Linked DNA regions of Homo sapiens: region 2 is linked to region 1. A link is a loop called in an ENCODE intact Hi-C map of the cell type or tissue named here. Cell type or tissue: CD4-positive, alpha-beta T cell. All regions are shown on one strand. Each heading gives the region's core, and the rest is flanking DNA. Links, peaks and the distances in the headings are about the cores only. Region 1 holds the start of ARPC3 (actin related protein 2/3 complex subunit 3). Region 2 overlaps RAD9B (RAD9 checkpoint clamp component B).

Region 1 (11,352 bases), core at 1,593-9,592:
TCTTTATGCAGACCAGGTAACTGTTGGCAACAGTCAGTTCATCTTCCCTTTTCTGTTTCCTCCTTCAGTTTATTTCTGGCATCTTGGCAGCCCTGAGTGCCATGATCTCTCTAGAAATTCCGCAAGTCAACATCATGACAAAAATGGATCTGCTGAGTAAAAAAGCAAAAAAGGAAATTGAGAAGTGAGTTCACTGTTCTTCCATTATTATCAGATCTCAGTTGCAGAGATGAACCTTCTGTTTTATTTAGATGGGAAGTTTGGCTGGTTTATAAACCTAGTCTCCTGAATTCATCAGTCTTTCTGTCTTTTAAAGATTTTTAGATCCAGACATGTATTCTTTATTAGAAGATTCTACAAGTGACTTAAGAAGCAAAAAATTCAAGAAACTGACTAAAGCTATATGTGGACTGGTAAGCTTTTAAAGTTTGGATTTTTTGGCCAGGTGCAGTGGCTAATGCCTGTAACCCTAGCACTTTGGCAGGCCAAGGCAGCAAGATTGAGTCCAGGAGTTCAAGACCAGCCTGGGCAACATAGTGACACCCTATCTCTAAAAAAATTTTTTAAATTAGGCCAGGTGCAGTGGCTCACACCTGTAATCCTAGCACTTTGGGAGGCCAAGGCAGGCTGATCATTTGAGATCAGGAGTTCAAGACCAAGCCTGGCCAACATGGTGAAACCCTGTCTCTACTAAAAATACAAAAAAAAATTAGCTGGGCATGGTGGTGTGCGCCTGTAATCCTAGTACTCGGGAGCCTGAGACAGGAGAATCACTTGAACTCGGGAGGCGGAGGTTGCAGTGAGTTGAGATCATGCCACTGCAGTCCAGCCTGGGCGACAGAGTAAGACTTTGTCTCAAAAACAAAAAAAAATTAGGCCAGGCGCGGTGACTTACGCCTGTAATCCCAGCTCTTTGGGAGGCCGAGGTGGGTGGATCACCTGAGGTCAGGAGTTTGAGACCAGCCTGGCCAACATGGTGAAACCCCATCTCTACTAAAAAATACAAAAATTAGCCAGGCGTGGTGGTGCATGCCTATAATCCCAGCTATTCGGGAGGCTGAGGCAGGAGAGTTGCTGGAACCCAGGAGGTGGAGGTTGCAGTGAGCCGAGATCTTGTCATTGCACTCCAGCCCGGTCCAACAACAGCAAGACTCTGTCTCAAAAAAAAAAAAGCCAGGCATGGTGCTGCACGCCTGTAGTCTCAGCTACTGTGGAGGCTGAGGTGGGAGGATCCCTTGAGCCTGGGAGGTCAAGGCTGTAGTGAGCCATGATCAGATCATGTCACTGTGCTCTAGCCTAGGCAGCAGAGAAACCCTATCTCAAAAAAAAACAAAAACAAAAAGGGCGCCAGGTGTGCAGTGGCTCACGCCTATAATCCCAGCACTTTGGGAGGCCAAGGCAGGTGGATCACTTGAGGTCAGGAGTTCAAGACCAGGCTGACCAACATGGTGAAACCCCGTCTGTACTAAAAATACAAAATTAGCCGGGCATGGTAGGGCACACCTGTAATCCCAGCTACTCAGGAGGCTGAGGCAGGAGAATTGCTTGAACCTGGAGGTGGAGGTTGAGCAACAAGAGCGAAACTCTGTCTCCCCAAAAAAAAAAAAAAAGAAAAAAAAAGATGAAGTTTTTTGGGTTTTTTTCCTAAACACCTGGTCAAGTGTTTGCCTGTGTCCAGTCATTTGCCATATAAAAAGCACAGTTCAACCCTATTTTCTGCAAAGTGGAGGGAAAAGGGCTGTGGGCTGGTCAGTCAGCAGTTTAATTTAGAAGTAGTTATTGGTAGTGGCCAATAAATAAACTAACATCTTATTATTTCAAGCCATTTGGAGAGTTCAGGACTGTTTGTTCTCTTGTGAAATTTCCAGTGGTTGTTGAATTCAGATAAATAGCCGTGAAACAGTGTCTAGTTAAAGTAATAAGCTAACAAGTGTTCTAGCAGATCAGAAGTCAGAAAAATCAATGATTTACTCTCTGTGTCTAGCTATCCCTTCTCCTCCTCTTCCTGTAAACACATCAGTGTTTTTATTCAGAAGTACAAATGGTTATAAAACTCAAATATAAGTTGAAAATTATGTATTTTGCACAACTTCAGAATGAACTTTTCTTGAAATCCACAACTTGTAGATTGATGACTACAGCATGGTTCGATTTTTACCTTACGATCAGTCAGATGAAGAAAGCATGAACATTGTATTGCAGCATATTGATTTTGCCATTCAATATGGAGAAGACCTAGAATTTAAAGAACCAAAGGTAATTTCTGGTTTGGGGTGTTTGTTAGCTTTTGATAAAAATATTTGCCAGCACTCACTGGACTCTTGCATAATCCAGGCGACTCCTTAAATTAGTTTTTTGTCTTATTGATGGCAGTTAACTGGGCTTTTCTGGGTGATCTCTGAAATTAACACTGTACTCCACAAGCAGTATCACTTTTACTCTACTTTTGTTGAGGCAGTATGATGAAGCCTGTGTGTACTTAGAGCTTGGGTGTATGTGTAAAGAGGAGGTGAAATTGGGCTGCCCTCACGTATGTCATTGAGAAGACTAATGATAGTATCAGCTAAGCATTTTTTTATTTTTTTATTTTTTATTTTCCTGACCACTAGACTACCAGCGAAGTAAAGCACTATCACAGGAAATTAGCCAAGAATCGTCTTGAATGTAAATTCAAATGAGAAATGCTTCTGGGATAGAAGCACATTAATTTACTACATAACTGGAAAAAAATCTGTCAATCATGCCTTTTCTTACTATTAACAGTTACCTATAAGCAGCACCTGGAGCTGGTGCTGGGTAATTAGTTCCACATAGGGTATTACCTGAAAAATATATAAACACATACTAGTTCTGACTGAGGGGAAATGAATATATTTTCTATTTTGTGTTTCCATTGTGTCAGGAACGTGAAGATGAGTCTTCCTCTATGTTTGACGAATATTTTCAAGAATGCCAGGATGAATGAAGAGTTTACTAAAAGTAACCATCTAAAGAGCTTGTGGCCAAACCAGCAGAACATTCTTCTCTTCAAAGGATGCAATAGTAGAAAGCTACTTATTTTAATGAAAAAAAGTAAAACTTCGTTCTTTATCAGCCTCATGCCTGAATCAAATTTTTAATTATTCTGAAACTGCTGCTGTTTAAAGTGGAATCTTTTAGTATTATAACAGCATCACTTTAGATTTTGTAAGTCAAAATTGAAATGAATGCACATAGATTTATATATAAATTAGCACCTGAGCTAAGGTTAAGGCTGGTCTAAACTTATTTTCACTTTTTGTATTATTTTTGAGATGCAGGAATTACTGTAACAAAATATGTATGTCCGAAGGGAAAAAGCTGCAAGGATATATATAAGACCACTGCTTATCTGTATCTTCCCATTTTCCTATATTGAAAATGTATATTATTTATATAACTTAAAAAGTAAAAATAACTATGTTTTGAGATATGTATGTGTATATATAAAAGAAACAAAGGTTTTTAATGATTCTTGGACCTAGATAACAAGTACACTGCAGTGTCTAATTTGATTCATTTTAATTAAGCAAAATGTGGCCAAGCGTGGTGGCTCACACCTACAATGCCAGCACTTTAGGAGGCCGAGGCAGGTGGATCACCTGAGGTCAGGAGTTCAAGACCAACCTGGCCAACATGGTGAAAGCCTGTCTTTACTAAAAATACAAAAAATTAGCTGGGCGTGGTGGCGCGTGCCTGTAATCGCAGCTACTTGAGAGGCTGAGGTGGGAGAATCCCTTGAATCCAGAAGGTGGAGGTTGCAGTGAGCCAGGATCGCACCATTGCACTCCAGCCTGGGCAACAGAGTGAGACTCCATCTCAAAAAAAAAAAAAATGTGAGGACCTGTAAGTATCGGTGGTAGCTTATGCCTGGGGGCCAGGCTAGAGGGAAGGGTCGGGTGTCTACCCCATGGTCCACTCAGGGAGGAGCATGATGAGTGGGCAACATGGGGATGTGCTGGGCTGCCTGGGGACCTTCCTGTGGCCCTTAGAGGATAGATAGTGTGGAAACAGCCTGATCTCCCAGGGTTGCTAATTCTTAGAAACTTATTGTCACATGGGAGGGGAAGAAAGAAGAGGCAGATTTTCAGTTGCCCTCTTCCTTGGTCCTCCCTGGTTTAGCTTCTAGAGAGTATGGTATGTGCCTGTGGAGAAAAAGTGAAGGACCCGATTCCAGTGCCTTCCCCACTGGACACTGGGGTTTCAAAGATGAATCTGACAATTCCAGTCCTCGAGGATTTCACTGTCTCATAGGCAGGGCTGACAGAAATTCAGTAAATTTACACAAATTTACTGAAGTTCCGTGGATGCCAGACACTGGGGATAGAACAGGGATGCACAGTGCAGGCAGGGCCTTGCTCACGTGGGGCTGCCATGCTGGGCCTGTGAGACTGACCATGAGGAAGGAAACCTCAGAGAGAGGATGGAAAGAAAAGCAGAAAAGAAATGGAGAGTGATTATGGGGCTACTTTGGGCTCTTTGTCAAAAAAGACCTTGCCTAAAAGGTGCTATTTGCCCAGTCAGCTGAATGTGAAATCAGATGTGGGAACATGGGGTCCTATTTCAGGCTGGGAACTGGCAGAAGAAATGGCTCTCAGGCAGCAATGAACTTGACTTTTAACATAAGAAGTTTTCTAGTAATAAATAAGTTAAAACTCTGGGCTTTCAGTATGCTCCAAGCATGTAAGTTCTAAGCATTTTACATGTAATTCATTTCATCCTCACAAAACTATGAGGTAAATACTGTTACTGCCATTTTCAGGTGAGGAACTGAAGCACAGGCCAGTTAACTTGCTCAAAATTACAGAGCTAGTATGTATTGGAGCTGCGATTCAAACCTGGAGTCCAGTGCCCTTCAGTTTCTCCATTTTTAGATGCAGTGCATTGGGTTCATTCATTCACTCAAATATTGATGTTTCCTACATACCGTCACTGTTACGGGCGCAGGTGACAAAACGGACGAAGTGCTGCCTTTTTGGCATTCACAAGCACTAAGAGTAAACTAAATACAAGAATCGTAAGAACTAAGGGAAAAAGCGGGAGAGAAGGATAAGGCATGGGGCTGGAGTTGGGTGAACTGAAAATAGAATGAACGGAGAATGCTTCACAGGAAAGGTGATTTTTTTTTTTTTTTTTTTTTTTTTTTTTTGAGAGAGTCACACTGTCATCCCGGCTGGAGTGCAGCGGCGCGATCTTGGCTCACTGCAACCTCTGCCTCCTGGGTTCAAGCGATTCTCCGGCCTCAGCCTCCCGAGTAGCTGGGATGCTACCACGACCAGCTAATTTTTGTATTTTTAGTAGAGACGGGGTTTCACCATCCAGGCTGGTCTCGAACTCCTGACCTCAGGTGATCCACCCGCCTCGACCTCCCAAAGTGCTGGGATTACAGGCGTGAGCCACTATGCCCGGCCCTGAAAAGGTGACATTTGAAAAAAATACAAAAGAGGTGATTGATCTCAGATTCTGGAACCTCAAGACCCATCTCCATTCTGGGCGCTGCCTCACGCTGCACCACTCAAGGCCCCTGCCTAGTGCTCTGGCGCCTCCTTCAGATCCGCGCGGCCGCTGCAACCAGAAGCGGAACTGCAAGGCCGGAAGCTCCACGTCCGCACCCGCCCCTTCCGTTTCGCTTCCGCCTACCTCGCCCAGGCTGCCAGACCGGAAGCGCTCCGCTGTACCTGGATCCTGCTCCTCTGGGTTGAAACCCGGGCGCCGCCAAGATGCCGGTGAGGGTTCGATCCACGGTGTGGGGAGACAGCGGGGATTGCGAAGAGCAGAGAGAAACCGTGTGTGTGCCGAGAGAAGCGGGCGGCGGAAGGCAGAGAGGAAGCTGGGGCCCGAGAAGGAGGGAGGCGAGGGGAGGGGACCGGTTGCTGAAGGATTGGGGCGGCCCGGGGGTGCCAGTCGTGGGAGGCGGGGGCGCGGCAGGAGTGGGCCAAGGGTCCAGGGTGTGTGAGGAGGCCCTTTTCTCTCTCCGTCTACTCCTTCCGACTCCGGCAGGGTTCCCAAAGCCTCACTAGAGAGCGAAGCCAAGGGCTGCGCTTTTTATTTTTCATATTTCAAGTCCAGGGGTCTAGCTTCTCCTTTTTCTGTCAGGCCCACTTCCTCCTCCGCCCCGGGGTCAGGCTCCCTCTGCTGTTTGTCATTTGTCAGAACCCACTTCCCGGCAGCGGCGGCCATCCCGGAGCCAGCTGGGTTTAGGGCCCTCACAGACTCGTTCGGCGCCTGACTTCCAAAGATTTCCTTTTTCGTGTGCCATCAGAGTGGGAGTAAAAAATTATGACGGCCTGGTTGTACTTAATTTCTGACAGCCAGTTTGTGGGGTAGATTTATCACCGTCATGGTCTCCATTTTGCAGATTCGGGAAAAGGTGGTTCAGTTATTATGTGATTGTTCACACTTTTTTTGTTGTTTGTTTTTTGAGAGAGTCTCGTTCTGTCGCCCAGGCTGGAGTGCAGTGAGGCGATCTCGGCTCACTACAACTTCCACCACCCTGGTTCAAGCAATTCTCGTGCCTCAGCCTCCCGGGTAGCTGAGATTACAGGCGCGCGCCACCACGCCCAGCTAATTTTTTGCATTTTAGTAGAGACGGGGTTTCACCATGTTGGCCAGGCTGGTCTGGAACTCCAGACCTCAGGTGATCCGCCCCCTCGGTCTCCCAAAGTGCTGGGATTATAAGCGTGAGCCATCGCGCCCAGCCTGCTCACACATTATTTTTAACAAACGTTAACGAGCACCTGCTGCCTGCCAGGCTGTATTTACAGCAGCAAATAAGTTCAACAAATCCCTAATCTTAAAGAATGTACATTCAAATCGGGAGTCGAGACAATAAAAGTGTAAACATAATAAAGGAGATACATACGGTAGTGTCAGGTAGTGACAAATGCTATAAAGAAGCTAGATGGGTGGTCAGGCGCAGTGGCTCACGCCTGTAATCCCAGCACTTTGGGAGGCCTAGGTGGGCGGATCACGAGGTCAGGAGTTCAAGACCAGCCTGGCCAACATGGTGAAACCCCATCTCTACTAAAAATACAAAAATTAGCCAGGCGTGGTGGTGCGTGCCTGTAATCCCAGCTACTTGGGAGGCTGAGGCAGGAGAATCGCTTGAACCCAGGAGGCGGAGGTTGCAGTGAGCCGAGACCGTGCCACTGCACTCGTCTAGTGACAGAGTGAGACTCTGTACCACCACCCCCCCCCCCCCCGGAAAAAAAGAAGCTAGATGGGTAACAAGACAGTTGGTGAGAGGGAAGGCGGAGGCTGCTTTAGATAAAGCATACCTGTGATGAAAAGGAGCAAGCCATAGTTGCAAATACATTTTTTTTTTTTTTGAGACAGGGTGTGACCCTGTCTCTCAGGCTGCAGTTCAGTGACACAAACTCGGTTCAGGTGATCCTCCCACCTCAGCCTCCTGAGCAGCTGGGACTACAGGTGTACGCCACCATGCCCAGCTAAGTTTTTGTGTTTTTAGTAGAGACAGAGTCTCACCATGTTGTCCAGGCTGATCTCAAACTTCTGGGCTCAAGCAGTCCTCCTGCCTCACCCTCCCTAAGTGTTGGGATTACAGACATGAGCCACCTCGCTCAGCCTCACAAATGCATATTTTATGAATCCCATAATTACCATTTGACTCCTGAGCTCTGGGGTACACACTTTATAAATTATCCCATCTAATCCTCATAACGACCCTATGAAGTAGGTACCATGATTCCTGTTTTACAGAAGAGGAAACGGAGCCTCAGAGAAGTTAATTTGGACAAGGTTGCCTAGTAATGGTAAAACCAGGTTTTAAGCCAGGACTCTAGGCTGGGTGCAGTGGCTTATGCCTGTAATCCCAACACTTTAGGAGGCCAAGATGGGAGGATCACTTGAGCCCAGGAGTTTGAGACCAACCTGGGCAACATAATGAGACCCTGCCTCTACAAAAATAAAAATAAATTAGCTGGATGTGGTAGTGCATGTCCTCCCAGCCTCTCAAGAGGCTGAGGTGGGAGGATCACCTGGAGCCAGGAGTTTGAGGCTGCAGTGAGCTGTGATCCTGCCACTGTACTCCAGCCTAGGAAACTCTGTCTCCAAAAAAAAAAAAAAAAAAAAAAAGGACTCTAAATCCCTGTACTGGTTCCAATCGCACATAGAGCACCCTGGATTCACTCTGTTGGGTTTTGTTTGTTTGTTTTTTTGGGGGGAGGGGTTTGTTTGTTTGTTTGTTTTTGAGACAGAGTCTTGCTGTGTCGCCAGGCTGGAGTGCAGTGGTGCCATCTCGGCTCACTGCAACCTCTGCCTCCTGGGTTCAAGCGATTCTCATGCCTCAGCCTCCCAAGTAGCTGGGAATACAGGCATGCACTACCACACCCAGCTAATTTTGATATTTTTAGTAGAGATGGGGTTTCACCATGTTGGTCAGGGTGGTCTCGATCTTCTGGCCTTGTGATCTGTCCGCCTCAGCCTCCCAAAGTGTTTGGATTACAGGCGTGAGCCACCCCGCCCATCCCATCCTGTGATTATTTTCTGTCTGTCTTCTCTACTCTTCAAGGACCAGAATCGTACTACTTTGTATATTACTATATCACAGTGTCTTGCACATAGAAGGTGCTTAGCAATCATTTGATGAATGAATGAATATATGAATGGGACCCATGTTGACTTATAAAAAGCCAGACATCTTGTAAAAAGCAGAACTAAGAATCAGCATACAAAATGCTCTCATAAATGTGATTTTTTTTATCCCTTCCTTTAACACACACCTACCCACTGAAGGGAATATATATCTTCTCATTTTACAAATTTGGAAACAAGCTAAGAGAAGAAGAATGATGTCTTGGTCAAAAGCATAACGCCATGAAGTGGCAGAGCTGAAAAGATAGTGCTTGGGTCTTGGTTTAGCTGGGGGCTGGGTACCCTGATTTATATGATGTTTGTCTTTCTGTAGTGGAAATACTTTGGCCAGATACCAATGTGATGTCACCGAACATAGAATTGGAAGAGATGCACAGCAGCACCCCATTATTTAGTATTTCGTAATAATAACCTTAAGAACATAGACAATAGTAAAATGTAATTTTTAAAAATTAGGTTATTGCCGGGTGCAGTGGCTCACGCCTGTAATCCCAGCACTTTGGGAGGCCGGGGCGGGTGGATCATGGGGTCAGGAGTTCGAGACCAGCCTGACCAACATGGTGAAACCCTGTCTCTACTAAAAATACAAAAATTAGCTGGGCGTGGTGGCACGCACCTGTAATCCCAGCTACTTGGGAGGCTGGGGCAGGAGAATCGCTTGAACCCAGGAGGCGGAGGTTGCAGTGAGCAGAGATCGCGCCACCGCACTCCATCCTGGGCGACAGGGCAAGACTCCGTCTCAAAAAAAAAAAAAAATTAGGAAGTAGGCCAAGTGCAGTGCAGTGGCTCACATCTGTAATCCCAGCACTTTGGGAGGGCAAGGCGGGCAGATCACCTGAGGTCGGGAGTTCGAGACCAGCCTGGCGAAAATGGAGAAACATCGTCTCTACCAAAAATACAAAATTAGCTGGGCGTGGTGGCTTATCCCTATAATCCCAGCTACTCAGGAGGCTGAGGCAGGAGAATCACTTGAACCCGGGAGGCGGAGGTTGCAGTGGGCCAAGGTCATGTCATTGCACTCCAGCCTGGGCAACAAGAGCCAAACTCTGTCTCAAAAAAAAAAAAAAAAATTAGGAAGTAGCCAGGTGTGGTGGCTCACACCTGTAGTCCCAGCCCTTTGGGAGGCTGAGGCAGGAGGAACACTTGAGCTTAGGAGTTTGAGATCATCTTAGGCAACATGGTGAGACTCCTTCTCAAAAAAAAAAAAAGAAGTGATGAATACTTAAGCATCATTGTTTTTAACATTATTTACTTTTTTTTTTTTTTTGAGACAGTCTTGCTCTGTTGCCCAGGCTGGAGTGCAGTGGCACGATCTCGGCTCACTGCAGCCTTCGCCTCCTGGGTTCAAGTGATTCTCCAGCTTAGCCTCCCACATGGCTGGGACTACAGGCGCACGCCGCCACGCCTGGCTAATTTTTTATATTTTAGTAGAGATGGGGTTTCACTGTGTTGCCCAGGCTGGTTGCAAACTCCTGAGCTCAGGCAATCTGCCTGCCTCAGCCTCCCAAAGTGCTGGGATTACAGGCATGAGCCACCACGTCCAGCCAACATCATTTACTTAATTGTAAGTTTATATAATTTGATTTTTGAGAAGAGCTGTGTTTAACAACCAGCTTGAAAAATGCCTCAAAATTTAACAATTGGTTTTCTTGAGCCAGAAAGAACCAGCCCTCGCACCTCAATGCTGCTATCCCTTCTCCCTCCCCTAATTAATCTTGGGTGGTTTACTCTTTTTTTCCTTTAAGGGAAGGTTGTTTGCCACAGTGACATTTGCTCTTTTTCTGCTTCTGTGTTCTTCCTGGGCTTGCCATTACAGGCTTACCACTCTTCTCTCATGGATCCTGATACCAAACTCATCGGAAACATGGCACTGTTGCCTATCAGAAGTCAATTCAAAGGACCTGCCCCCAGAGAGAGTAAGTCTAAACCCATTATTTTCAAATTTTGGTACGAAATGCCTAACAATCTTCTGAAATGATCAAATCAGAAAAATTCTTAGCTCAGTCTTCTCTCTCAAATTGCCCTTGTACTTTGCTTGGTAGATACTGTGGTCTAGACCTTTCAAGATAGTGGTTATATGTTGCATTTAATAGGAAATTGTATTATTTCTTCTGACTTCTCCAGGAAACTCTTTTGAGAAAATGGAGGAAATGTGCTTAATTCTGGACACTGTTTATCAGTTCTTTCAAACAAATCTAATGCTGTTACGTCTAGAATGCCACATGCCCATCCTTTCTGTCATCAACCTGGAAAAGAACAACAACAAATATTTTAACCTCTTCCTCGTCTAAATCTACTTCCTTTATTCATTCTTCAAGATCTTCATTTTTAGCAATACCTCAATCTTAAATCTGAAGTGTACTATGTAACATTACTTACGTCTATTCCCGCTTTTCTGAATTTTATTTCAGAAAGCCGCAATATTTTTCAGACACTGTCTGAGACTCTTCTGATGCTTTCTGAGATGTTCTCCCAACAGTATAATTTGTATTATGTTAGACATGGTTTCCCTGTACCCTGCAAGGGTCTGAACTGAATTCCATTCATGGTTTCCAAGACCATTATTATAATTACCAATTTGGTACTTATCCAGTCCCCATTTCTCTGCCAGACTGTTTGACTTGACCTTTTTTAAACTTAATTTTGTTTTCAACACCATTTGAAAGCTCAGTAAACTTAATGCATATGGTGAGTCACCACAGTCTCTACTTGATTCTGAGG
Region 2 (11,352 bases), core at 1,150-9,149, 62 kb before region 1:
GTGTTGGCCAGGCTGGTCTGAACTCCTGGCCTCAAGCAATCCTGCCTCAGCCTCCCAAAGCACTAGGATTACAGGGGTGAGCCATTGTACCTGGCCAATGTTACTTTTAATAGTTTCATAGTATTTCATTATCTTCACTCAATCTCCTGTTGTGAGATCTAAAGTATAGAAGGAGATATACCCAACTATTAAAAGTGCTTATCTCTGTATAGTGGGATATCAGGTGACTTAAAAAATTTTTTTTGTATTTTTAATTTTCTTCAATGAATATCAATTATATAAGTAGTAAGAACAAAGATTGAGTGATATATATATACATATTTATTATTATTATTATTTTAGACAGAGTCTTGCTCTGTCGCCAGGCTGGAGTGCCGTGGCGTGATCTTGGCTCACTGCAACCACCGCCTCCCAGGTTCAAGTGATTAATCCCCTGTCTCAGCCTCCCAAGTAGCTGGGACTATAGGTGCACACCACCACGCCCCACTAATTTTTTGTATTTTAATAGAGACGGGGTTTCACCATGTTGGCCAGGATGGTCTCGATCTTCTGACCTCATGATCCGCCTGCCTCAGCCTCCCAAAGTGCTGGGATTACAGGCGTGAGCCACCGCACCCGGCCAAATGATATATTTTTTAAAGGATCAAACAATGTCTTAAATATACATTCATCTCCAACAAGAAGGCTCATGTCACTCCTAATATACTAGCATAGAAGAAGTTTAATAATAAGATTAAACAACTAGATTGCCAGTCAACTATAACTTCATTAGAAAGCTACTCACAAGGGACAGTTTCTCCTGGCTACTAAATGGCCATCTTTATTCAGAGATGGCATGATGGTACATAAAACAGACCCTTTCACTAGGCAATTTGTGACACCAGGCAAGCCACAGTTTCTCTGTGCTTCAATTTTTTTTTTTTTGAGACAAGATCTTGCTGTCTTGCCTGGGCTGGAGTGCAGTGGCACAATCATGGCTCACTGCAGTCTCAAACTTACGGGCTCAAGCAATCCTTCCACCTTAGCCTACCAAGTAGCTGACACTACAGGTGTGCACCACCATGCCTGGCTATTTTTCTTATGTTTTGTAAAGATGAGGTGTCACTATGTTGCCAAGGCTGGTAACTCCCCTCAAGTGATCCTTCTGCCTCAGCCTCCCAAAGTGTCCAACTGCTTCATATGTGCTTTATATGTGCTTTCAATTTCTTCATATGTAAAATGGGGATAATAATAGTACCTACATACATCTTAGAGTTGTTATGAAGATCAAATGACTTCATAAATGCAAACTATTTAGAACAGAACCTGGCACAAACACTACAAAAGTCATGTGACCCAACTTAAGCCCTGGTTTTTCACTTTAAAATAATAGTTCTTTCCTTTGTATCCTCTCCTTACTGCTGTCACCAAAAACATATTATCTAAGGTCAAAGAGTCTCAAACAGCTTGTTGTGCCAAAAGACCGTAGCAAATTTTCTTTTTTCTTTTATTTGAGACAGAGTCTCTGTCGCCCAGGCAATGGAGTGCAATGGTGCAATCTTGGCTCATTGCAACCTCCACCTCCCGGGTTCAAGCGATTCTCCTGCCTCAGCCTCCTGAGTAGCTGGGATTACAGGCCTGAGCCACCACACCCAGCTAATTTTTTTATTTTTAGTAGAGATGGGTTTTCGCCATGTTGGCCAGGCTGGTCTCGAACTCCCGACCTCAGGTAATCCACCTGCCTCAGCCTCCCAAAATGCTGGGATTACAGGCGTGAGCCACAGCACCTGGCCCCATTCTCCTAGTTTTAAAACACCCTGAATTTCAAAGCCAAATATTTTAATTGCTGATTGTGTTAAACTTGTTGGATCTCTTAAAGCTTTTTCCAACCTTTCTACATCTTACTGCTTTTTAGACAGGAATAAAATTATGTCACTAATATTTGCAGTATGGTTAGTAATCGAGAGACAGGAAGTAATAACCCATCAAAACACCATTTCAGATACAATCTTTACCCATTGATTCCTCATTAGAACTCTTGAGGCAAAAATTCAGTGGAGTAACAGCAAGAGTAACTTCCTCTTGACTTGATGTAAAAAGAACAATGGCATCAGCAAGCAATCTATAAAATGTAAAGAACAGTATTAACATTATTTGAAAAACAAACAGAAAGACATACCTTATTAACTGGGACTCAAATCTCTAATCTGGAAATAAATAATTACTTGGCCTGGGTTTAGAAAAATTTACCCAAACTCCTACCTTCTTTCTTATACATAGCTGCTATATTTTCAGCATATTTTAAAATTATAACTTCATTTGAAGGCCAAGAGAATAGCAAAATATATCCTTAGTAAAACACATGAACGCTGCAGTACAAACAAAATTCCAGAATAAAATATCTTTAATTATATGTTTTTGTATGCCCAGTTACTTATGCCCTAGATCATACTGTAAAGGGAGATACTGGAAAGTGAAGCTGTTCAAAAACAACTCAGGTGAATTATGCTGGAGACCTAGATGTGGGGGCAGAGGTTTCTAAGCAGCCTGCTGCCTATATTCTTTCCCTTTGCTCCTTTCCTCGACTGTTACCTGTTGCTTTCAAGGTTCTCTTGACATCCCAAATGCCCTTTTATTCTGGCTCCTTTTTTCAAAAACAGTTTTATTGAGATATAATTCCCATATGACATAATTCACAGATTGAAAATTGTTTGATTTGCATTTCCCTAATGACTAATGATGTTGGGCATCTTTTCAGGTGCTTACTGATATTTTCTTTGAAGAAATGACTATTAAAATCCTTTACTTATTTTTTACAGCTGGGCTGTCTTTTTATTATTGTATTATAAATTCTGCACTCCTTTTGACATTGAGATATTATTAAGATAAAATAAAATTCTTAGAATTTATGTAATCTTGTTGTTAATCTGATGTTAGACATTGGTTTAACGGTGTTTCTTGCTATCAAAATGTCAGGAACACCTACAAAATTCATTTGGGAACTTTTCCAGTGTTAAGCGGGGGCAGTTATACAAGATACCAAATAATTTGATACAAAAAAAATGACAACATGAATGGGCAATTCAAAAAGGAAGGGAGGAAGGAAGGAAGCAAGGAAGGAAGGAAGGAAGGAAGGAAGGAAGGGACCAGATGTGGTAGCTCACGCCTGTAATCCCAGTACTTTGGGAGGCTAAGGCAGATGGATCACTTGAACTCAGAAGTTTGTCTCAATCAGCCTGAGCAACATGGCGAAACCCCGTCTCTATAAAAAAATACAAAAATTAGCCAGGCATGGTGGCTTGCACTAGTAGTCCCAGCTACTCGGGAAGCTGAGGCACAAGAATTGTTTGAACCCAGGAGGTGGAGGTTACAGTGAGCCAAGATCACATCACTGCACTCCAGCCTGAGCAACAGAGGGAGACTCTGTCTCAAAAATAATAATAATAATAATAATAATAATAATAATAATAATAATAATATAAAAACAATATGGATAAAATATCATTTGGCTCACAAAGTAATGTTCATTAATGTTTAATGCTACAGCTGAACTGAAAACTGGATGCACTTTCAAATAACAGGTTTCAAGTTTCAAATTTCAAGACATATATGCCTTACTCATTATCTAGAGGAAAAAACTGTTAATACTTAGGGCCAAAATCATTTCACATAAAAAATGTTAAAATTTCCTCAAGCTCTGTGTTTTAAGATTCAGACAAGAACCATATAAATGCAACTTGATATAGAAAGCCACTGATGGGGTGTTTTTAGAACTTTCTTGGGTCACTAAATTATTATAGCTACCATTAGTTATTATCCACTATTATCTTTAACAAAGTTTCCTCTTGTCCCTGTATGGTGATTTCTCCAAGTCAAATTTCAGCTTAAAAAAAAAAAATGTAATGGCAGGGCGTGGTGGCTCACGCCTGTAATACCAGCACTTTAGGGGGCCAAGGCAGGTGGATCACGAGGTCAGGAGATCAAGACCATCCTGGCTAACACGGTAAAACCCCCCGTCTCTATTAAAAATACAAAAAAATTAGCCAGGAGTGGCGGTGGGCGCCTGTAGTCCCAGCTACTCGGGAGGCTGAGGCAGGAGACTGGTGTCAACCCAGGAGGCGGAGCTGGCAATGAGCCAAGATCGCGCCACTGCACTCCAGCCTGGGCGACACAGCGAGACTCCATATAAAAAAAAAAAAAATGTGCCGACTGAAAAGCTCTAGGGCATTGATTCTTCACTCCATGATCATACTGTATTCAGGTGAAAAAAACTGACAACAGAGAACTCATTACCTTGGTTGAATCATTAGCGTATTAGTACAAACATTCTTGTCAAAAATAACTTGCAAAGGCTGACTTTCTTGAAAACATATATTATGAGTTCTTTTAATACCTTAAAAAGAATAAAGCCACCTCTTAATAATTTTAAGTACAAAACTAACAAATTAAAGAAGTCTTTAAGTTTCACAGCCAAATTAAAGTAATAAAGTAACATTTACTATCTGGCAAGTGCATATACCTTGGAGAAGCACTATTCCTTAATTAAATGTGTTTATCGCTCCCTAGTGGACACCAAGCAATATGTCATACCTTCTGACCAATCAGGCAGGAGAGTTCCCAGACTCCTTTGAAATACAAGCAGTTTCCTTCTTCTTCTTGTTCTTCTTTTGTTAATATATTTTTATTGATACATGGTATTTTAAAATATTTATGGGGTACATGTGGCCAGGCACGGTGGTTCATGCCTGTAATCCCAGCACTTTGGGAGGCCAAGGCAGGTGGATCGCTTGAGGCCAGGAGTTCAAAACCAGCCTGGTCAACATGGCATAACCCTGTCTCTACTAAAAATACAAAAATCAGTCGGGCATGGTGGTGCATGCCTGTAATCCCAGCTACCTGGGAGGCTGAGGCACAAGAATCACTTGAACCTGGGAAGCAGAGGTTGCCATGAGCCAAGATTGTGCCACTGTACACTCCAGCCTGGGTGACAGAGTGAGACTCTGTCTCAAAAAGAAAAAAAAAAAAAAGGCCAGGCACGGTGGCTCACGCATGTAATCCCAGCACTTTGGGAGGCTGAGGCGGGCGGATCATGAGGTCAGGAGATAGACACAATCCTGGCCAACATGGTGAAACTCCGTCTCTACTAAAATATAAAAAACTAGCCGGGCGTGGTGGCATGCGCCTGTAATCCCAGCTACTTGGGAGGCTGAGGCAGGAGAATCACTTGAACCCAGGAGGTGGAGGTTGCAGTGAGCCGAGATCGTGCCACTGCACTCCAGCCTGACAACAGAGCGAGACTCTGTCTCAAAAAAAAAAGAAAAAATGTATGGGGTACATGTGACAGATATTTTGTTACATGCACAGACTGTGTAATTATCAAGCCAGGATATTTGGGGTGTCCATCACCTCAAGTATTTATCATTTCTATGTGTTAAGAACATTTTAAGTCCTCTCTTTTAGCTACGTTGAAACACAGAATACACCGCTGCTAACTTATAGTCACCCTACTCTGCTACCCCACATTAGAACTTATTCCTTCTACCTAACTGTATGTTTGTACCTACTGACCAACCTCTCTTCATACTCACCCACACACCATTACCAGCCTCTGGTATCTACCATTCTACTCTCTACCTCCATGAGATCAACTTTTTAGCGTCCACATTGTGAGAACATGCAATACTTGACTTTCCATGCCTGGCTTATTTCACTTAACATAGTGACCTCTAGTTCCATCCACGTTGCTGCAAATGACAAGATTTCATTATTTTTATGGCCAAATAGTATTCCATTGTGTATATATACTACATTTTCTTTATCCATTAGTCCACTAATAGACACTTAGCTTGATTCCGTAACTTTGCTATTATAAATGGTGCTGCAATAAACACAGGGATGTAGGTATTTCTTTGATATATTTTTTTTTCCTTTGGATAAAGACTCAGTAGTGGGATTGCTGGATCATGTGGTACTTCTATTTTTAGTTTTTTAAGAAATCTCCAAAATACAGGTAGTTTCTTAAATTGCGTGTAAAATAGTGATTGCAGACTACAGATCATATCTCTATTACTCTCTTTCAGTACCCTCCATCCAGGACTGATATTTCTAAACAGGACTTTTGACAGATTTCAACATCTGGTTTGTTAATTCTTTTCTTTTCTTTTCTCTCCTCTTCTCTCTTCCTTCCCTCCTTCTTCCTTTCTCTCTTTCTTTTTTTTTTGACAGGGTCTCAACCTGTTGCCAAGGCTAGACTGTTGTGGTGTGATCTCAACTCACTGCAACCTCCAACTCCTGGGCTCAAGTGATCCTCCCATCTCAACCTCCCCAGTAGCTGGGACTAGAGGCGCACTCTACCACACCTGGCTAATTTTTGTATTTTTGGTAGAGACAAGGTTTCTCCATGTTGCCGAGGCTGAATTATTGTCCTTTTAGAGGAAGAGGAGAGGTAGCAATAATGAGTATGAACCTATGTGCCAGGAACTGTAGCATACATATTACATACATTCTCTCTGATCCTCACAATATCCCTGTGGGGTAGCTAGGATGGCCTCACTTTCATGTCTGGGGCCTCAACTGGGACAACTGAGATGGCTAAGGCCTCTCACCTATTCTTTAATCCTCCAGAAAGCTATTCCATGCTTGTTCTCATGCTGGTGGAAAGGTTCTTAGGGCAACAGTGGAAGCTGACAGGACTCAGCTCGGAACTCACACAATAACACTTATGGTGCATTCTACCGGTATCAAAGCAAATCTAAGGCCGGGTGAAATTCAAAATGAGGAAACATCTCCAGGTATTGAAGGGAGGGGCTGCAGATAATTGGTGACAATTTTTTTTGTGATCTACCACATAAGGGACTATTTTAGGAGCTGGAACTAGCAGAGAACAAATCAGACAAAAATCTGTCTTCACAGGGCTAACATTTTACAGAGGGGAGATAGATAGCAAGAAAATAAATGAATAAAACAGTAGGCAAGGGAGCAGGGCATACACCCTGAGGAGGAAACATGCCAGGGCTTCTGAATCATGGAGGACCTTATAGGCCATTCTGAGATCTTTGGCTTTTACCCTGGGTAAAATGGGGAGCTACTGGGAGAGTTTTGAGCACCGAAGTGACATAATATGACCTATTTTAAAGGGATCACTGTGACTGCTGTTTTGAGAAGACACAAAGCTCAAAAGATGACATATTTTACGTATTTAAAAAATATTTTCAAGTTACTTTTGGTGGAATAGGTAATAGATGCACATGGGACAAAATGCAAAAGATATAAAAGAACAGTGAGAGTGAGTCACCCTCCATCCCTGACTCCTGCCACCCTAGAACCTACACAGAAGCAACTACTGCTACCAGTTTCTTAGGTGTTCTTTAGAAATAACCTATACATATATAAGTGTGTTTATACCTGTATAACAAATATTTGAATCAAGTGAATATTGGTATTGCTGAGGATGTGCAAGCTGAGAAGTGTCTTTTCTTTGTCATCCCCAATGCTCTATTCTTGCTACTTGTTTTCTTCCTTTTTTCTTATAAGCACACACTAGACACCCTCAACCGGTATTTTTTCACACTTCTCCTTCATCTTAGACTGCCATCCCAGGCTGGGCATGGTGGCTCACACCTGTAATTCCAGCACATTAGGAGGCTGAGGCAAGAGGACTGCCTGGCTCAGGAGTTTGAGACCAGCTTCCAAAACACAGTGAGACCTTGTTATCTATTAAAATTTTTTTAAAAATTAGCCAGGTGTGAAAAAAAAATTAGCCAGGTGTGGTGGGCGTGGTTGCTCATTCCTATAATCCCAGCACTTGGGAGGCTGAGGCAAGCAGATCACTTGAGCCCAAGAGTTCAAGACCAGCCTGGGCAACATGGTGAAACCCCATCTCTACAAACAATATAAAAAATTAGGGCCGGGCATGGTGGCTTATGCCTGTAATTCCAGCACTTTGGAAGGCCAAGGAGGGCAGATCACGAGGTCAGGAGATCGAGATCATCCTGGCTAAGACGTTGAAACCCCGTCTCTACTAAAAATACAAAAAAAAAGTTAGCCGGGCATGGTGGCAGGCGCCTGTAGTCCCAACTACTCGAGAGGCTGAGGCAGGAGAATGGCGTGAACCCAGGAGGCGGAGCTTGCAGTGAGCTGAGATCGCACCACTGCACTCCAGCCTGGGCGACAGAACCAGACTCCGTCTTAAAAAAATTAAAATAAAAAAATTAGCCAGGTATGGTGGCACGCTCCTGTGATCCCAGCTACTCTGGAGGCTGAGGTAGGAGGATCACCTGAGTCTGGGAAGTCAAGGCTGCAGTGAGCCAAGATCACGCCACTGCACTCCATCCTGCTCCATCCTGGGTGACAGAGTGAGACTTTGTTTCAAAAAAAAGAAAAGAAAAGAAAAGAAGCTGCACCCTGGATCAAACCATGGCGGTGGCTCATGCCTGTAATCCCAGCACTCTGGGAGGCCAAGGCAGGAGAATTGCTTGAGCCCAGGAGTTTGAGACCAGCCTGGGCAACATGACGAGACCCTGACTCTACAAAAATTAAGAACAAAAACAAAAACAACCATGCCTGTGACTTAATTTTGAATTTTTTGTTTACATGAGCCAATACTTTATTTTTTAAGCTAGTTTGAGTTGGACCGTCTGTTTTTATTTGTTACTTGTAACCTAAGGCATAGTATCATATAACTACCCTATAAAAACCATTAAATAATTAACCAATCACAAATACTTACTGGACATGACTCAAGTAAGCTACTTGAGAGATACTGAATACCAAGTATTCACTTTCTGTCTAAAATCTAGTTGGAGATAAGGAAAGAGGATAATTATAGTAACAGCAATCACTAACAAGTACTCCCCCTGGGGCAGGTACTGCGGTATGTACTTTACATATGTGATCTCACTTCATCCTCACAATCACCCCGTAACTTGTGGGTAGGCATGATCATCTCCACTTCACAGTAAGGAATGAAGATTCAGAGAGCTTATGCACTGTCCCAAAACTAATAAGTGGAGAAGAATTTACACGCACATCTTTGTGATGTCAAGGCTTGCTATGCTTTTAATCATGCTCTTTGAATCATTCTGCTATTAAATGAACTGAAGTTCAAAGAAGGAAAAAATAATGTTAAATTATTAGTATTTTATAGGAAACAATTTAAAGACTATAAATATATGCTGAAATAAAAATATATTATAATAAATGTAAGATTAAATTAAGAAATACAGCCAGGCGCGGTAGTTCACACCTGCAATCCCAGCACTTTGGGAGGTCAAGGCCGGCAGATCATCTGAGGTCAGGAGTTTCAGACCTGCCTGACCAACATGGTAAAACCCCATCTCTACTAAAAATACAAAATTAGCCGGGCATGGTGAAGCATGCCTGTAATCCTAGCTACTCAGCAGGCTGAGGCAGGAGAATTGCTTGAACCCAGGAGGTAGAGGTTGCAGTGAGCCAAGATCATGCCATTGCACTCCAGCCTGGGCAACAAGAGCGAAACTCCATCTCAAAATGAATATATATATGTATATATGTTATACATTATGTATATAATATTATGTATATATGTATACATAATATGTATTATGTATATATTATACATATATAATACATATATATTTAATACATATATTATGTATTATATTTAATACATATATTATGTATTATATTTAATACATATATTATGTATTATATTTAATACATATATATTATACTTAATACGTGTTATATATTATATTTAATACATATATATTATATATTATATTTAATACATATATTATATATTATATATAATACATATATTATATATAATACATATTATATATATAATATACATATATATAATCAAGCAGCTAGTAAATTTTAGAACAACCAATTGCTTGAATTCATACGGATATTTGAAAAAAATTAGGCTGTATGCAGGCAAAGCTTGTGCCACTGACAAGTCAAAAAAAGAAATAATACCGATCATCTTACAATACTTCTACAGTGACAGGTAAGATAATACTTCAGGCCAGGTGCAGTGGCTCATGCCTGGCTCAGGCCAGGTGCAGTGGCTCATCCCAGCACTTTGGGAGGCCGAGGCAGGTGGGCAGATCACCTGAGGTCAGGAGTTCGAGATCAGCCTGGCCAACACGGTGAAACCCCGTCTCTACTAAAAATACAAAAATTAGCTGGGCATGATGGCAGGTGCCTGTAATCCCAGCTACTTGGGAGGCTGAGGCGGGAGAACTGCTTGAACCCACGAGGTGGAGGTCGCAGTGAGCTGAGATGGCGGCATTGCACTCCAGCCTTGGCGACAGAGCAAGACTCCATCTCAAAAAAAAAAAAAAGGATAATACTTCAAACTGCCCTACCACTTAACTACACACACTCTAAGCAATAATGTAACGAGAAATCTTGACATGAAATATCAATGTTCTAAACATGAAAACTATTGAGAAAAAAACATAGTATTTTAAACCACTTTTAATTATACCTACCATGTCTGTAGAAGAATTGAATAACTACTTTGCATTTATCAGATCTGGTGAATATTCTGCACTTCTCTATATTTCTTTCAAGGGAATTCAGACATCTAAAGATGGGCAAAATTGACTGTAACAGAAATATACATATTAAGCACATACTTAACATGGTTGATTCATTTTAGAAACAAAAGTATATGCATTCATAAATGAACAGACTTGGCCAGGCGCGGTGGCTCACGCCTGTAATCCCAGCACTTTGGGAGGCCGAGGCGGGCGGATCACGAGGTCAGGAGATCGAGACCATCCTGGCTAACACAGTGAAACCCCGTCTCTACTAAAAATAGAAAAAATTAGCCAGGCGTAGTGGCGGGCGCCTGTAGTCCCAGCTACTCGGGAGGCTGAGGCAGGAGAATGGCGTGAACCCGGGAGGCAGAGCTTGCAGTGAGCCGAGATTGTGCCACCGCACTCCAGCCTGGGCGACAAAGCGAGACTCCGTCTCAAAAAAAAAATGAACAGACTTGGCCAGGTGCACTGGCTCACGCCTGTAATCCCAGCACTTTGGGAGGCCGAGGTGGGCAGATCACTTGAGGTCAGGAGTTCAAGACCAGCCTGGCCAACATGGCGAAACCCTCATCTCTATTAAAAACACAAAAATTAGCCAGGCATGGTGGCACACGCCTATAATCCCAGCTACTTGGGAGGCTGAGGCACAAAAATCACTTGAAACTGGGAGGCAGAGGTTGCAGTGAGCCAAGATTGCACCACTGCACTCCAGCCTGGGTAAGAAAGCGAGACTCTGTCTCAAAAATAATAATAATAATGAACAGATTTGTCCTGAATGCCATTTAAACTATTAAGTATAGAATACAGGTTATGTCCTATATAATGAATATTTCTACAGAATAAG

What was found. Peaks named below come from ENCODE experiments on the same cell type or tissue, not always from the same donor. Only the 100,000 strongest peaks of a DNase experiment are listed, where the experiment ranks them.
Region 2: it touches region 1 in a loop (4-fold over the local background); 59 of 110 quality-filtered maps call a loop at or near these places.

Annotation. Positions count from the first base shown.
Region 1 is chr12:110,444,647-110,455,998 of GRCh38, reverse strand. It overlaps ARPC3 (actin related protein 2/3 complex subunit 3), which reads left to right and starts at 5,662. Exons shown (of 7, transcript NM_001278556.2): 1 at 5,662-5,744; 2 at 10,448-10,547. The coding sequence starts at 5,739. It overlaps GPN3 (GPN-loop GTPase 3), which reads left to right. Exons shown (of 8, transcript NM_016301.4): 5 at 69-184; 6 at 317-413; 7 at 2,128-2,256; 8 at 2,903-3,513. The coding sequence ends at 2,965. RefSeq lists enhancers at 5,449-5,548, 6,254-7,106. In CD4-positive, alpha-beta T cell, for the core only: a CTCF peak has its summit at 5,566; DNase peaks (open chromatin) are centred at 5,598 and 6,148; H3K4me3 peaks cover 1,834 bases; H3K27ac peaks cover 1,330 bases.
Region 2 is chr12:110,505,799-110,517,150 of GRCh38, reverse strand. RAD9B (RAD9 checkpoint clamp component B) reads right to left here. Exons shown (of 11, transcript NM_001286535.2): 4 at 10,458-10,572; 5 at 4,273-4,372; 6 at 1,995-2,101. Among named protein-coding and RNA genes, the nearest start is that of RAD9B, 9.1 kb to the right of the region's middle. RefSeq lists a silencer at 1,619-1,862. In CD4-positive, alpha-beta T cell, for the core only: CTCF peaks have their summits at 4,355 and 4,560 (motif pointing left); a DNase peak (open chromatin) is centred at 4,550.